Linked DNA regions of Homo sapiens: regions 1 and 2 are each linked to region 3. A link is a contact called in ENCODE Hi-C data. All regions are on one chromosome and are shown on one strand. The core of a region is the stretch at or near the end of the contact, and the rest is flanking DNA. Distances in the headings are between cores, read along the strand shown.

Region 1 (4,980 bases), core at 99-2,598, 110 kb before region 3:
TTTCAGTGAGACCTTCCCAGACCACCTATTTAAAAGTGCACAACCCCCACCTCTCCACCTATTCTGGTTGATTTTTCTCTGTAGCATTTATCACCACTTCACAAACTATATTTCACATATTTATTTTTATAATGTATGTTTCCCTCCACTGGAATGTAAGCTCTACTAGTGTAAGGAATTTTACCCCCTTTTTGGTACTGCTGTCTCTCCAGCACCTAGAACAGTACCTGCACATAAAAAAAATGCTGTATAAATACTTGATGGATGGAATTTCCTAAGAAAATCCAGAAAAGGCCGGGTGCGGTGGCTTACACCTTTAAAATCCCAGCATTTTGAAAGGCTGAGGCGGGTTGACCACTTGAGCTCAGGAGTTCAAGATCAGCCTGGGCAATATGGCGAAAACCTGTCTCTACAAAAAAATACAAAAATTAATTTGGTGTGATGGTGTGTGCCTGTAGTCCCAGCTACTTGGGAGGCTGAGGTGGAAAGACCACTTGAGCCCGGGAGAGCCAGATGCTGTCTCAAGAAAAAGAAAAAAAAAATCCAGGAAAGGTGCTACTATAAGAGAGATTTGCTTACCTCTAGTTAGATGTCAGTATAGAATAGGGATTAATTACCTGAAAAACTTGATGGAACTTTAAAAAGTTTAGTGACATCATTTATTTCTGTCACTCTGTTTCTCCATAGTGATAAATAATAAATGAGAATCTTCAAATCCCAGTGAGTCTGGGAAGATAAGAATCCAGGTGTTGAGAGCTGTAAAGAGGAGAATAGGCTGAGACTTGAGGCTGCACCAGCAAGAGTTCCCATATAGCTCCCTGACTGGCATCTATTTTAAAGAAAAATTTTTCATCTGTTTTGCAGAAATGACCATTAAAGTATTTTACTAGAAATATAATTCACCAGGAGAAATTGAGTTCCACAAAACAAACTTCATTGTTGTTCAAAACAGATGTTCCTTTCTTTGTACTTAACTCACCATTAAAATTAAACACAGCAAGGTCTTTCAAAAAAGCAGTGAGAAACTTTAAAGGAGTTATGTCTAGGACGTAGCCATGATTATTAAGAAAAAGAAAGGAAGGAAAGGAGGGAGGAGGAAGGAAAGAGGAAAGGAAGAAAGGAGAAAAAGGAGAAGAGAAAGGAAGGAAGAAGGGGAGGAAGGAAGAAGGGAGGGAAAGAGGGAAGGGAGCAAGCAAAAAGAAAAATGAAGGAAGAAAATAAAGGTTATGAGATTTAAACAAAGTAGTTTGTGCAACTGTGTGCAAATTCTGTCGGCAAATTGTCCTGGTGGCCTCAGTGTGGGAAAATGAGTTGCTCAGCAGGGACTGCTAAAAATACAGCAACCAGGAAGACGAAATGACTTCACGCTGGCACATTTGCCTGGCTAGTGCTTGATCGTTGTTTGTTCTGACTTCTACTTCTGGTACAGTGTCAGTGCCTCTCCTTAAACTTTGTTCATTAGAGTAAAAGGATTAGCTTGAACCTGGAGGACATATAACAAGGCTTAATTCAGAAGCCAAAATTGGGGATCTCTAGCTCAGAGACGCTCTTCACATTTGCGCTATTATTAGCACCAGGATTAGGCTGAATTTAGACTAGCATTCTTATTGCACCTGATGGGAAAATAGGAGGTTACTGCATTTAGACTGAAGGAAATCACGAATGTCAGCCTACTATTAACAATGTTTTAGATAAAAATCGCAAGAATCTATGTTAGGATCTTAAAGTGGATTTCAAAGCAGTGTGTTGTTCATCCGGACTAGTCTCTTCCTTCCTTGCTATTGTGATTTCTATTAATGTATTTCTTTCTTACCTTCCATTTCATCCCAGATGGACATAAGGGACTGTCTTTTTCAGTGAGGCAAAGGAAATGCAATCCTATTTTTTGTCTCTCATTTCAATCAGAGAAAAAACAAAAGCCCTTGCCATGCTCTGTAAGGTACTTCGTGATCTCCAGCTTCACTTCTCACCCCCTTCCTTCTTGCTCACTTCACATCAGCCACACTGGCTTCTGCTGTTCCTTGAACATGCCAAACCCACTGTTGTCCCAGGAACTTTGCCCTTGCTGTTCACGCTGCCTGGGGTGTTTCCGCCAGCTCTCTCCATGGCTCACTCCAGCTCTTCCTTCAGGTCTCCGCTCAAATGTCTTGGCTGACTACCCAATCTGAAATAGCAATCACGGCCGGGCGCGGTGGCTCACGCCTGTAATCCCAGCATTTTGGGAGGCCGAGGTGGGCAGATCACAAGGTCAGGAGTTCAACATCTGATCAACATGGTGAAACCCCGTCCCCACTAAAAATACAAAAATTAGCCAGGCATGGTGGTGGGCGCCTGTAGTCCCAGCTACTCGGGAGGCTGAGGCAGGAGAATTGCTTGAACCTGGGAGGAGGTTGCAGTGAGCCAAGATTGCCATTGCACTCCAGCCTGGCGACAGAGCGAGACTCCATCTCTAAATAAATAAATAAATAAATAAATAAATAAATAAATAAATAAATAAATAGCAATCCCGTCAACCTGCCCCTGTTTCCCCTTACCTATCTTACCCTACTTCATGTTTGCTTATTGTTTTTATCACAACCTAACAAATTATATTTTTGTTTATTTATTTATTGTCTTTCTTCCTCAGCTACAGTGTAAACTCCACTGAGGACAAAACGAATTCCTCAGTGCTTAGAATGTGTTCTTAGTCCCGAGAATGTTATCTGGAAAATGAAGCAGATGCTTGAAGAATATTGTTGAATGAATAAAAGAATCTACTTTTGTCTGTAATCCCAGCATTTTGTGAGGCTGAGCTGGGCGGATCAACGGAGGCCAGAAGTTCAAGACCAGCCTGGCCAACATAGTGAAACCCTGTCTCGACTAAAAATACCAAAAAATTAGCTGGCATGGTGGCACATGCCTATAATCCCAGCTACTCAGGAGGCTGAGGCAGGAGAATCACTTAAACCCGGGAGGAGGAGGTTGCAGTGAGCCAAGATTGCATCATTGCACTCCAGCCTGGACAATGAAGCCAGACTCTGTCTTTAAAAAAAAAAAAAGTATCAACTTTAATCCTGGGCACTTTAATGTGAAGGTTTGTTTCTTTGGGTTTTCTGCAATGTGCTTAACTCTTCTGTGGCAGTTGGGAATGTATTTCTCATTTAACATTAAAAGCCATCTATTTTTGCAAAATGTTTTATAAATATGAACTTTAAAAAATAAGGCCAGGCACAGTGGCTGACACCTGTAATCCCAGCACTTTGGAAGGTTGAAGCGGGCAGATTGTTTGAGTGCAGGAGTTTGAGACCAGCTGGGGCAACATGGCAAAACCACATTTTTACAAAAAATACAAAAATTAGCCTGGCATGATGGAGAGGGCTGTAGTCCCAGCTTCTTGGGAGGCTGAGACAGGAGAATTGCCTGAGCCTGGGAGGCAGAGGTTGCAGTGAGTTATGATTGCATCACTGCACTCTAGCATGGGCAAAAGTGAGACCCTGTCTCAAAAAAAAATACATATACATATATATGTGTAAAAACACATATACATATATGTAAAAATACATATACATATACATAATATATAATATATACATAAATATATATATATAAAATAAAATATGTAAGGAGGTTATGTTTGAAGTTGATTAATTAGTGGTCCTGGATTTTTAGAGTATGTACTTTTTTTTTTTTTTGAGACGGAGTCTCGCTCTGTCACCCAGGCTGGAGTGCAGTGGCGAGATCTCAGCTGACTACAACCTCTGCCTCCTGGGTTCAAGTAATTCTCCTGCCTCAGCCTCCCGAGTAGCTGGGATTACAGGTGCCCACCCCCATGCTCGGCTAATTTTTGTATTTTTAGTAGAGACAGGGTTTCACCATGTTGGCCAGGCTGGTCTCGAACCCCTGACCTCAGGGGATCCCTCCCACCTTGGCCTCTCAAGGTGCTGGGATTACAGGCATGAGCCATCTTGCCCAGCCCTGAGTATGTACTTTTAATATTGGTTTCTATCTCGTTCTACCTATCACACTCTGTGTTAGGTAGACAAAGATAAAGACCCAAAGAAGATATTTATTCAATTAATCATTATCCAGGCTAATGGACCAGCTACTTGCTATACCCATTTTGCCTGTGTTTGTTTTTATATTTTCCATGTGTTAGAGACAATCAATATTTTGGCTGAGAAAGTTTGGCTACAGGCTATCTATGATGAAAAAAGTAAATAAGAAATAATGAGCATTGTAGCAGACGGTTTTGTTTTCTATTCTGCTTAATGATGCCTAAGAATTTGAAAGCAAGATTTGCTATGGATCACCCTATTTCTATTTCTCCTCCTACTGCACTCCCCTAGTTCCTTCCAACAAAAATACACTTTTAAGCATTTTCCCATACATTAACAGGCAAAAGAATGTCTATCTAGCAAATATACCTAATGGCTAAATATACATTTTTTAGAAAAATCAATGAAAACATATTTATTTAATCAAGTGTGAGTCTCAGGAAAATATATGTACAGATAGGGTAGGTCTTCTTTTCATCCCATTACTTGCAAAAAATCTTGATAAGATAGGATTCTAGAAACTATTAAAAAATATATTCTGTGTAAAAAAGATAGCAGGAGAAAAGAATTGGATGCAGGAGTACTATGGTCTCATAAAGGGATTCTTGAGGTTAACCAACACATTGTGGGCCCTCAAAATGCATCAAACCATCTTTGAATGTACAATTAGCATTCATTCATTCATTCATTCATTATTTATTTATTTGCCAGACATTAGCCAAATGCCCACTAGATGACAGATTTTTTTTTCCATGTAAGAATCCAAAGTTGAATAACAGAGCCCCACTCTTAAGTAGTACATAGCCTTTTTAGGAAGACACATGTACATCAATTAGTAAGTGTAATGAGTTGCTTAGAAGTCTATGCAAGGTGTAGGGGGAAGTGGTAGAGTTTGTTCTGAGAAGAGAATTATCAATTCAAGCAGGCTGGAGTTTGGGAGGAGCAT
Region 2 (4,741 bases), core at 999-3,498, 76 kb before region 3:
CTTTATCTAGTTGATCTGCCATTAGGTCTTTCTCAGGGACATTTTCTGTTGGTTTATATATATTTTTTCTTTAAATGGGCTATATTTTCCTATTCCTTTACATATCTTGTGATTTTTTGTTGAAATCTGGATATTTGACTCTAATAATGTGATGTCTCTGAAAATCAGATTCTCCTCTTCCTCAGGGTTTGCTGTTTTTGTTTTTGTTTTTTGATTGCTGTAGGCTGTCTCTGTGCTGAGAATCTGCCTTAGGTATGAACTGAAGATCTTTTCAGAGCCTACATCTTTTCCTGGGCATTCATGGTGATTTTCTAATTTCCCCCATATATGTAGTTGCTTTTGAGTGTCCTAGTCTTTAAAGTCTGGCTCCCAAAAGAGGAAAAAGAGAAAAACGAAGGGGGGAAAATGCACCAATCCTTTAAATCCCCTGGAAGTCACTTCAACCAAAGGGAGAGAGGCTTGCAACAATGGAGGGAGGTAAACAATAATGGCCACTGCCTCCCTGTTGCATCTCTGTGATCAGAGGCAGCAATCAACGATTGGAGCTCAGGTCCCTGATATTTGGAGGACAGGGTCCTTTATTTTTATTTTTATTTTTCTACCTTTTTTTTTTTGAGAGGAGTCTTGCTCTGTCACCCAGGCCAGAGTACGGTGGCACCATCTCAGCTCACTGCAACCTATGCCTCTTGGATTCAAGAGATTGTTATGCCTCAGCCTCCCAAGAAGCTGGGACTACAGGTGTGCACTGCCACACCAGGCTACGTTTTGTATTTTTAATAGAGATGGGTTTTCACTATGTTGGCCAGGCTGGTCTCGAAACCCTGACCCCAAGTGATCTGTCGTCCTCGGCCTCCCGAAGTGCTGGGATTATAGACATGAGCCACCACACCCGGCAATTTTTCTACCTTTTTTACCAAAGGGGAAATAGGGTGCTTTTAAAAATCTAGCCTTGCTCCCAAAGTTGTGTGCAAGGTTGCTCTAGGAACACATGCACAACTGCCTGCCAGTGGGATGGGGGTGGAAGGAGGATGGGTAGCTATTGCTGAGCTAAGAGCTGAAATTGATGAAAATTATTTGCAACTTACCATCCAAGTTTTCCCCTGGAAGTTGCAAATCTTCAATAGACTACAGAGTTCCAAAATCGTTGCATCAGGCAGATTGCTGGATTGTAATTACTGTCTGGGTGGGGAAACAGATTCCTGGTGCTTTCTATTCAATCATCTTCCCAGCATCCTCTGTGGCCTAGTGTACATTTTAATTTTTATTATTTATTTATTTATTTTCTTAGACAGGGTCTCACTCTGCTGCCCATGCTGGAGTGCAGTGGTATGATCATGGCTCACTGCAGCCTCGACATTCCAGGCTCAAGAGATCTTCCCACCTCAGCCTCCTGAGTAGCTGGGACTACAGGCACATGTTACCATGCCCAGCTAATTTTCGTAGAGATGGGGTTTCACCATGTTGCTCAGGCTGGTCTCAAACTCCTGACCTCAGGTATTCCACCCACCATGGTCTCCCAAAGTGCTGGGATTACAGATGTGAGCCACTGTACCTGGGCAAATCTCATGGTAACTTTTATGTTAACTTTAAAGTGAAACGAAATAATTCCTTAATTGTATGAATTAACCTTTAGAAGTTCCATGGATGGATCCTTGTTCTTGCCTAAGTTCGTAGGGCAGGCATATCTAATGGTCAGAAATATGAGCTGGGGAGTTTAGGTAATTAGATATGCTTACTAAGGCTATCCATGTTTACTCTGAGAGAAGTCAACTGATGTTTTGTTTGTAGGTCATTGTATAATATCTGTTTGGGAGGCTCTAGATTCTTTTTAAATGATTTGCTTTGTAATGGGCTCTTCAGTTTGAAGTACTGTGTATAATTTAGTTCTGTGTACAATACAATCCCCAGGCCCCTCTTTAATAAAGATGTTTACCTACATTTCCTTCTCAAGTGCTCTGTTGCCCTTTAATCAGATCAAACTTGATCTAAAAAAATCAGGTCCTTTTACTCTCAGATGCTATTTTATACTCTAATCATGGTTGGGATACTTCAGAATATTAGAAGTAGCTTGTCAGGTTCCAGCCACTTGTTCAAAATCTGGGCAACTCCAGCTTCACCTCTCAGTATGCCTAAAGGTTAATTATATTTACAGGATAAAAAAATTATTTAATCTCATGAACTCAGTGTCTGGCTTTATGATAATCAACCATGGTGGTTTGCCTGGGACTGTCTAGGTTTTCATGCTGAAAATATCCTGTGTCCTGGGGAAATCTCTCAGTACTGAATAAACGTAGACAACTTGTCACCCTATTTGGCCTACAAATATTTCCTGCTTTTCTTTTTAAAAGCCACATAAAAGCCAGATGTAAGGGTATCAGATGACTGCTAAGTTGCATGTTCTTGTTCTTCTTAATCTCTATTTATTTATTTAGAGACAGAGTCTTGCTCTTGTCACCCAGGCTGGAGTGCAATGACGTGATCTTGGCTCACTGCAACCTCTGCCTCCGGGGTTCAAGTGATTCTCCTGCCTCAGCCTCCTGAGTAGCTGGATTACAGGTGCCTGCCACCACGCTCAGGTTTTTTTTTTTTTTTTTTTTTTTTTTTTGTATTTTTAGTAGAGATGGGGGTTTCACCATGTTGGCCAGGCTGGTCTTGAACTCCTGACCTCAGGTGATCCACCCCACCCGCCTTGGCCTCCCAAAGTGCTGGGATTACAGGCTTGAGCCACTGTGCCTGGCCGCTAAATTTCTTTTTATTTATTTGTTTGAGACAGAATCTCACTCTATCACCCAGGCTGGAGTGCAGTGGTGCTTTTTTTGGCTCACTGCAACCTCTGCCTCCCAGGCTCAAGTGATTCTCCTGCCTCAGCCTCCCGAGTAGCTGGGATCACAGGCACGTGCCACCACACTCAGCTAATTTTTGTATTTTTAGTAGAAACAGGGTTTCACCATGTTGGCCAGGCTGGTCTTGAACTCCTGCCCTCAAGTGATCCACCCGCCTCGGCCTTCCAAAGTGCTGAGATTACAGACGTGAACCACTGTGCTTGGCCTTAAATTTCTTAATATTCACAGACTGCTGGCAGTTTTGACCAAGTAAGGAGTTGAGAGACATCCTGTGCTACAACCATCTGAGTTTACAGATGAATAAAATTTCAATTGCATAGGCAAGTTTTGGCTATCTTCCTTCCACTCTGGCTGCTATGGCACCAGATTTCTGCAATGTCTTCAAACATCTCCTTTCCACTAATTAAAAACAAACAATTATGTTGGAACATCAATCACAGTAACAGGAAAGAGTAGCATTCGGTTAGTTTTAAATTGTCCAATAGTCTTTTTCTAATGTCTCTATTTGCGTCATAGGAGTTTTAACTTCCCTTGTGTCTAAAGTTCAATGTCTCTCATGGATTACTCATATTATCTGAGTGTGAAAATAAATATAGTCGGGTTAATTAGCATCAATTTTCATAAAATCCCAGAGTAATTTTACACAATGCTTCCTGGGAAGAAATAAATTAAACTTGATAACTGAGATGATGGGATCTAAAATAGAAGCTATGCATAAAGGAAACAAAATAAACACAGAAAAGGGAAAAAGATATTGTGTGCATTATGTGTGATATATAGATAAAGTTTTCTTTTCAGAATCACACCTTGGGCCTTTGTTATTTTGCCTCCAAAGGAAGTCAGTCTTGGGTCCCAAACAAGCAGACTGACCTTGTGGGCTTGTAGAGAATTCAAATACCCCGCTCCAATACTTGGTCATTCTGTTTCAGTAGATCTGGAGTGGGACCTGGGAATCTCTCTTTTTAATAAACTTTAAAAGTGATTCTAGTGTTCCTGGTTAATGGAATAATGTCTGGGAACCACTGCGTTAGGTAATTTGAAGGGGCTTTCCTACTTTTCACTTTGGAAAAAAATATTTAGTGATCATTCTTGAGATTTTGTTGAGATGACAGGTATCATTGTCCTTCCTTAAAAGGGGGAAATTGAAGAAGGTGGAGTCATATTTTAATCTAAAAATATGGGAAAATGAGGACCTTTACCCTGCAGTTTGATCTTGAAGAGTAGATTGAGATCCTGAAGTAAGATCTGCTGTAAAGTGCGAGGGTGAATTCCTCCAGAGGGCATGAGGGACTATGCAAAGCAATGTGTACATTTTGAGCTTGACCATAATGAAGAAACTGAGTGGAGGAGGCTCCTGGAGACTGCCCAGAGTTCCTCGTTTTTCAATTGTATTCTAATTTATGCTGTAGAGATTGTCCAACACTAATCAGGTGGAGAAGAGATGGTTAAAGTCTCTCTTGCTCATTATCCATAATGGAAGTACTTCTTATTAGGTTCATCTTTACTTGGCCTTGTACACATATCCACATACCCTGAAAAATCCTCTGGGAAACTGACACAAGGCCCCAGATACTTCATTAGCAGAGTGGATTCCCCAGCCCTGTCACTTATGGTATAGCAGAAGATGTGCTTGGCAATTTAATTGGATGGCTGTAAAGCTGGAATCCTGACCACTAGTGGGCACTGAAGATCCCAGGAGACTTTCCTTATGGCAGGTAGAGTGCTGGACAAATTCCAACTCTGATAATTAAATTACATTCTGCCCAGCTCCCCTGTGCACTTTCAACTGGACTCTGTTCCCTTTCCATCCTTAATTGCGGTGGTCATGCACTTTAATAGAGAACCACTGGTTTCTAAAGATGCCTACAATATAATAACCATGTCCCATAACTTATGGA
Region 3 (4,991 bases), core at 56-2,555:
TAGAAAATGATATACACTTGCATGATATACCATGTGGTTGCAATCCATTAAGTGACTACTCTCTAGCAGTACCCAGAACAATAGATGGTGTGTCTGTGCTGACAGTCTGTTCATATCTTAATGGTTTACTTATGATTCAATAGTTTACCAATGGCAATGGTGCTGGATCACTGATATATTATTTGCTTGGCAAAGAGTACTTGAACCTCATTATTAGACTTAGGAACAGAATAAATACAAATAATCACTTTGCTAAGGCTGTTTTCCTAACTCCCAAGGAAGACAGAAAGGCATCAGTGACATAAGTGAAGGACACAGTTGACAACCACGTTATCTTCAGACATCTTTTGTTAAAGGTGAACAATTACTTAATACTGTGTTATGGCAGCACTCTATACGCCCCAAGTTTTATAAAGTAGAGTCAAGAGTGATCTGAGCTGGGAAACTCACGCAATTTTAGTTCTGCATGAAAGCACAGGCTCTCCCCACTGGGGAACTCTTTTGAGTAGGACAAAAAGCTGGACCTAGGACCCAGCCCAGGGCGTGAGAGAAAAGGAACCTGGGAGGCAAGAGCGGCCGGTCCGGAGCCGGGTCCTCCGCCAGCTCCGGGCGGGCGCTGCGCACAGAGCCCAAGCCCCCGGCGGAGGCGGCGCGGCTCGAGGCCCCTCCCCGCCGCCGATGCCCGGGCGGCTGACGCCGAGCAGCGGCCCGGAGCGGTGGGGGCCGGGCTGGCGGGCACGAGCGAGGGCAGGGCAGGGGGCCGGCCGAGGCCACTTACGGCTTTAAATATGGATCGCAGGCTCGCGCTCGCGGCACAGCCTCCGCCGCGGCCGCCTTCCGTGAGCCCCCGCACCCCGGCTTGCTCCCGAGGGGCGCCTGGGCTGGGCTCCACTGCTGCAGTGTTAGTTACTAGCAGGAACATCAGAGATCCCCATAAATATGCAGGAGCTGCAGGAGGCAAAGTAGAGTAGACGCCCGCGCTCTTACACACTCGCTCGCCGCGCACCACACAGGCTGTGTAGACATCCCCCCGCGCCACCTTTCCCCTTTCCTCGCGGGCCGTTCAGGTTGCAGTCCTGCCTGCTCCGAAGACCCTCCCGCCCCAGCGCCTTTGCCCCGCTCTCCCGCGCTCGCCTCTCTCCGGAGCGCGCACCCACCCAGGCGGCAAAGTTGTGACTACTTGGGCGCGGGTGACTGGCGCCCCGCTCGCTCCGCGCCCGGCGCAGACAACTTCCCGCGGCTCGGCCCCGCCGCGTCCCGGGCTCGCGCCTCCAGGGATTCCGCGGCCCCCCAGCCTCCAACCCCGGCGGCGCGCCGGGCAGCGCTTCGGTGGCGGCGGCGGCCGCGGTGGCAGCGAAGGCGGCGGCGGCGGCGGCAGTGGCAGTGGCCGCTGCAGCCCCACACTCCGCCGCCAAACTGGAGGAGCGACGGAAGCCAGACCCCAGGAGGTGAGCGCCCGGCCCCGGCAGCTGCCGGGAGGGTCGATGGGGTCCCTCGCTCCAAGGCGGAGGCGGGCGCGGGCCCGGGGGCCGATTCCGTAGGGCGCGCAGGCGGCCTCAGCGCGCTCCTGGGAGGGAGAGAGAGGTCAATTGCGGGCCGGGCATCCCCTGAGCTGGGCGCGGGCGGTGTGTGGAGGCTGCTTCCGCGGAAAAGTATTTTTTTTCCTTCTTAGGGTTTAGAGGAAGAGTTTGGGTGGTCTGCTTCTCCCTCACTGCTAAGTCCCCTGCGCGCAACTGGGCGTCTTTACGAGGACTGCGGGGCCAGTTCTGCGGCGGGCTGGGCTCGGGCTCAGTGACACGTGTGTTGCTGTGAGCCTGGGTGGTCGCCCTGTGACCAGGCACCTGCTTGAGAGGAACACATCCCTAAACCCATCACAGGGGGAGATTTGGGGACTCTTGGTGCTACCGAGGCCGCGGCCCCCACTTCACTGCCAGCTCCAGGACGGAGCATTTACATCTCTCCCTGGCACGCCAAAGGCGGGGGGTGAGTCAGGCAGATTCTCTGCAAGTGGCACACACACATTTATTTGCAATGGATTTGGCTAGGGGAGGCATAGGTTAAACTGGAATTTCTCTTGGCCAGCGACAACGGAGCTCTCCCTCAGGTACTGGGCAGCATGTGAGTCTTGGCAAAGAGAGGTGATTTCTTTTTTCTTAAGTGCATTTTACTCAGCCGTTGCCAGTCCGTTAATAAGTCACCAGAGGAAGGCAGGACCTGGGAACTACATCAGCAAACCGCAGCAAGCACCATAAAGACAAAAGTTCTTATAGAACAAAAAGAAAAACTTGAACTTGACGTGAAAGATGGAGGAAGCAGTTCTACCTCTCTTCTATCACTTTTTTCAGCGCCCTGTAAAACTGTTTTTTTCTATCCTTCCTTCCCTCTCAAGGCCCTACCTTCTCAGCATAATTGATCGCAGCAAGCTCTTTCCAACTTGACACTGAAGAGCAGCGACCCCTTTGGCTTACCCTCCCCATTTCTTTTCCTGGTTCGCTTCAGTGCCCTGGAAAGTTGCTCCTAATGAGAAATCAAGAACACTGGGCTGTACTAAACGCTCATTGTCTCAAATCCTGCAGCAGTTCCTTTCCTAAGAGACACTGTGTTGTACTGTATTTCTCTTTTTTCTTGTATCTTGGGACTTGGAGTTGTAATACTACCTGAATTAAATTAATTAAAGTGTACATTGCTCATTTGGGCTTTTTTTTTTCATTGTGATTTCAGTAGATTCGTCAATGCCATTAGAACAATATTCAGTAGCTTTTTATAGCCAATGTGATGTCTTTTGAAAACGTTTCTGACTACAGCTCTCTTTCTTGTGTCTTTCATATTAGCATGTAAATAATTTACATGGTCATTTTAGTACTTAGACTGAAGATATTAGTATAACTTCATTCAAAGGAAGTGTGCCTGTTTATTTTTCTATAACTTTTATAGCTGAGAAAAAACTTTTACTTTCATTTTAAAGTTAAAAGTACTGATAGGATTCTGGTCTTTGTGGTAGATCTTGAAATTGAATGATTTGTTTTAACTGTATCCCACACTGTCAAGTAAGATGACAGAGAAACTCTCATATATGTAGATGGAGACAGGAAAGCAGTACCACTACATTATGAGCTGTTGAGGCAGAGAACATTTGTAGGAGTGGGGGTGACAAGGACAAGATGGGATATTTTGATAGTCCCAGCCATGTTAAAAAAACTGAAAACTAAGAAACCCCCAACATTTTGGATTTAAGTGTACTTCAGAATGAGGGTTTTGGTGCCATTTGCTCTTTTGGGGTCATTTCTGGAGACTTAAAAACATACATTAGACACCTTACCCAATGAGATTGACAGAATGTACTCTCAGTTTAGATTAATGTATTTCTTTTAGTTCACGTAGTCAATATTAAATAATTTTAGATGTTTGAATGTTAGTACTATGATTTCAGTCTTCTAAATGATTAAGAGACATTTTGGATTTACAAAAATGTTGTGTGAAAGAAATAAAGGCAATCAGATTTAGAGGAATAATGCGATAGAAATCGGGTAACCTTTGGGACAACTTCCAGTAGGCCCTGATGGTAATCTCATTTTTCGCTGAGTGCTGGCAGGTACAGTTTTGAGGTTCTGATCCCTTGTTCCGATAACAAGAGTGATATCTGGCCATAGCTTACATCTTAAAGGAAAAGACAACACTTAAAGAAATGCACACTAGCTGGTGAATCATGTAAATAAACAGGATTCCTTGCCTGCCTCTGTGAGCGCTGTAGACCTCATATGAGGACTGCTATTGTTAGAGGAGAAGCGTCCTGAGAGACTCTGCTGGACTTAAGTGTGGCGAGATACATATCTGTTTCTTGGAGTTTCTTTGTGTTTATTTAAAATAATATGAATGAAATCTAAGACCAGAGTTGATAGATAAGATTGGGAGTGGAAAGAACAAACTGAGAAGAGGAAAATCTAATGATGATTAACATTTCTAAGTGTTTTTTTCTTGATTGCTAAATGAAGGAATCAGAATGCATGATTTGATGGGACAAAGGAAGCTATAAGCAGAACATGGATCTCAGTTGATGCTGTTTCCAAGGACAACCTGTGACTTATGAAATTTATGTATTTTTAGGGAGTCATTTAGCAAAATGGATAAAGAACATCCAGGAAGCTAGTAAGACTTTACAAAACTGGATCTTACTACTTTTACATAATGTAGGAATCTTAGAGGAAAGGAGGAATAAAGTTTTATTTGAGGTCAGCTAAGTTGTATTCCAAATACATTTTGCCTTTCTCCCAATATATAAACTCTTGATACGTTTGGGTCACAAAAATGGAAAATATGCTGCTGTTCTTCTGACATGAAGATGATCTTTTTATCCTCAGTAGTGCACAGCTTTGGTTATTTTTCCAGCAATAGGGATGGAGTCTCCTTTACTCAGTTCTGTCTATGTATGTTTACACACACACACACACACACACACACACACACACACACACACACAGACACAACTCATTTGTAGAGGTGGCTGATTTAATTTTGTCGGAAGCCATATTAACTACTTTCGTAATACTTCTGTGGCAATGGCTTTTATTGCATTTGGTAGTCTCAGCAGTGCAATGACATTTCTAACAAGACATTGAAAATACAATGAGAGCCAGGTGCAGTGGTCCCAGATACTCTGGAGGCTGAGTTGGGAGGATCACTTAAGCATAGGAGTTCGAGGCTGTCATGTGCTCTAAAATTGTGCCCATAAAATTGCTATTAAATTGTGCCTGTGAATAGCTACTGCACCTCAGCCTGGGCAACATAGGGAGATCCTGTCTGTAAAAAATGAACAAGTGTATAAATGCTAATGGCTTTACTTGCTGTGGCAAAGGAGAGATAAAACTTTTTCTTCCAATCTTCCTAATGATGCCAATAATTTTATTCCTTAATGATAATGTCTTACTTGATGCTGAATATAGACGGTTCCAGACTTATGATGTTCCAGTTAAAATTTTTCAGAATTACAATGG

Evidence for each region. Hi-C counts contacts between places; a loop is a spot of excess contacts on that map. Pooled maps may share reads with other maps.
Region 1: a loop to region 3 is called in a map of ascending aorta, with 6 times the contacts of the local background. The contact joins the enhancer-like site here to the promoter of SLC4A4 in region 3. A Hi-C loop is called at or near these places in 2 of 168 maps with a recorded cell type or tissue (ascending aorta and gastrocnemius medialis) and 3 of 50 pooled maps.
Region 2: a map of natural killer cell shows a loop between it and region 3 (4-fold over the local background). The contact joins the enhancer-like site here to the promoter of SLC4A4 in region 3. A Hi-C loop is called at or near these places in 1 of 168 maps with a recorded cell type or tissue (natural killer cell) and 3 of 50 pooled maps.

What each region holds. Positions count from the first base shown.
Region 1 is chr4:71,073,508-71,078,487 of GRCh38, forward strand. It overlaps a transcript of SLC4A4 not described here. Among named protein-coding and RNA genes, the nearest start is that of DCK, 82 kb to the left of the region's middle. Within about 2 kb of position 1,349, at least 6 of the 41 ENCODE cell types and tissues checked have a DNase peak (open chromatin) inside an H3K27ac peak, as active enhancers do; they include ascending aorta, where a contact is called at or near this core.
Region 2 is chr4:71,108,948-71,113,688 of GRCh38, forward strand. It overlaps a transcript of SLC4A4 not described here. Among named protein-coding and RNA genes, the nearest start is that of SLC4A4, 76 kb to the right of the region's middle. Within about 2 kb of position 2,249, at least 3 of the 41 ENCODE cell types and tissues checked have a DNase peak (open chromatin) inside an H3K27ac peak, as active enhancers do; they include natural killer cell, where a contact is called at or near this core.
Region 3 is chr4:71,185,954-71,190,944 of GRCh38, forward strand. It overlaps SLC4A4 (solute carrier family 4 member 4), which reads left to right and starts at 1,306. Exons shown (of 26, transcript NM_001098484.3): 1 at 1,306-1,448. LOC124900712 (a long non-coding RNA gene) reads right to left here and starts at 571. Exons shown (of 2, transcript XR_007058133.1): 1 at 1-571.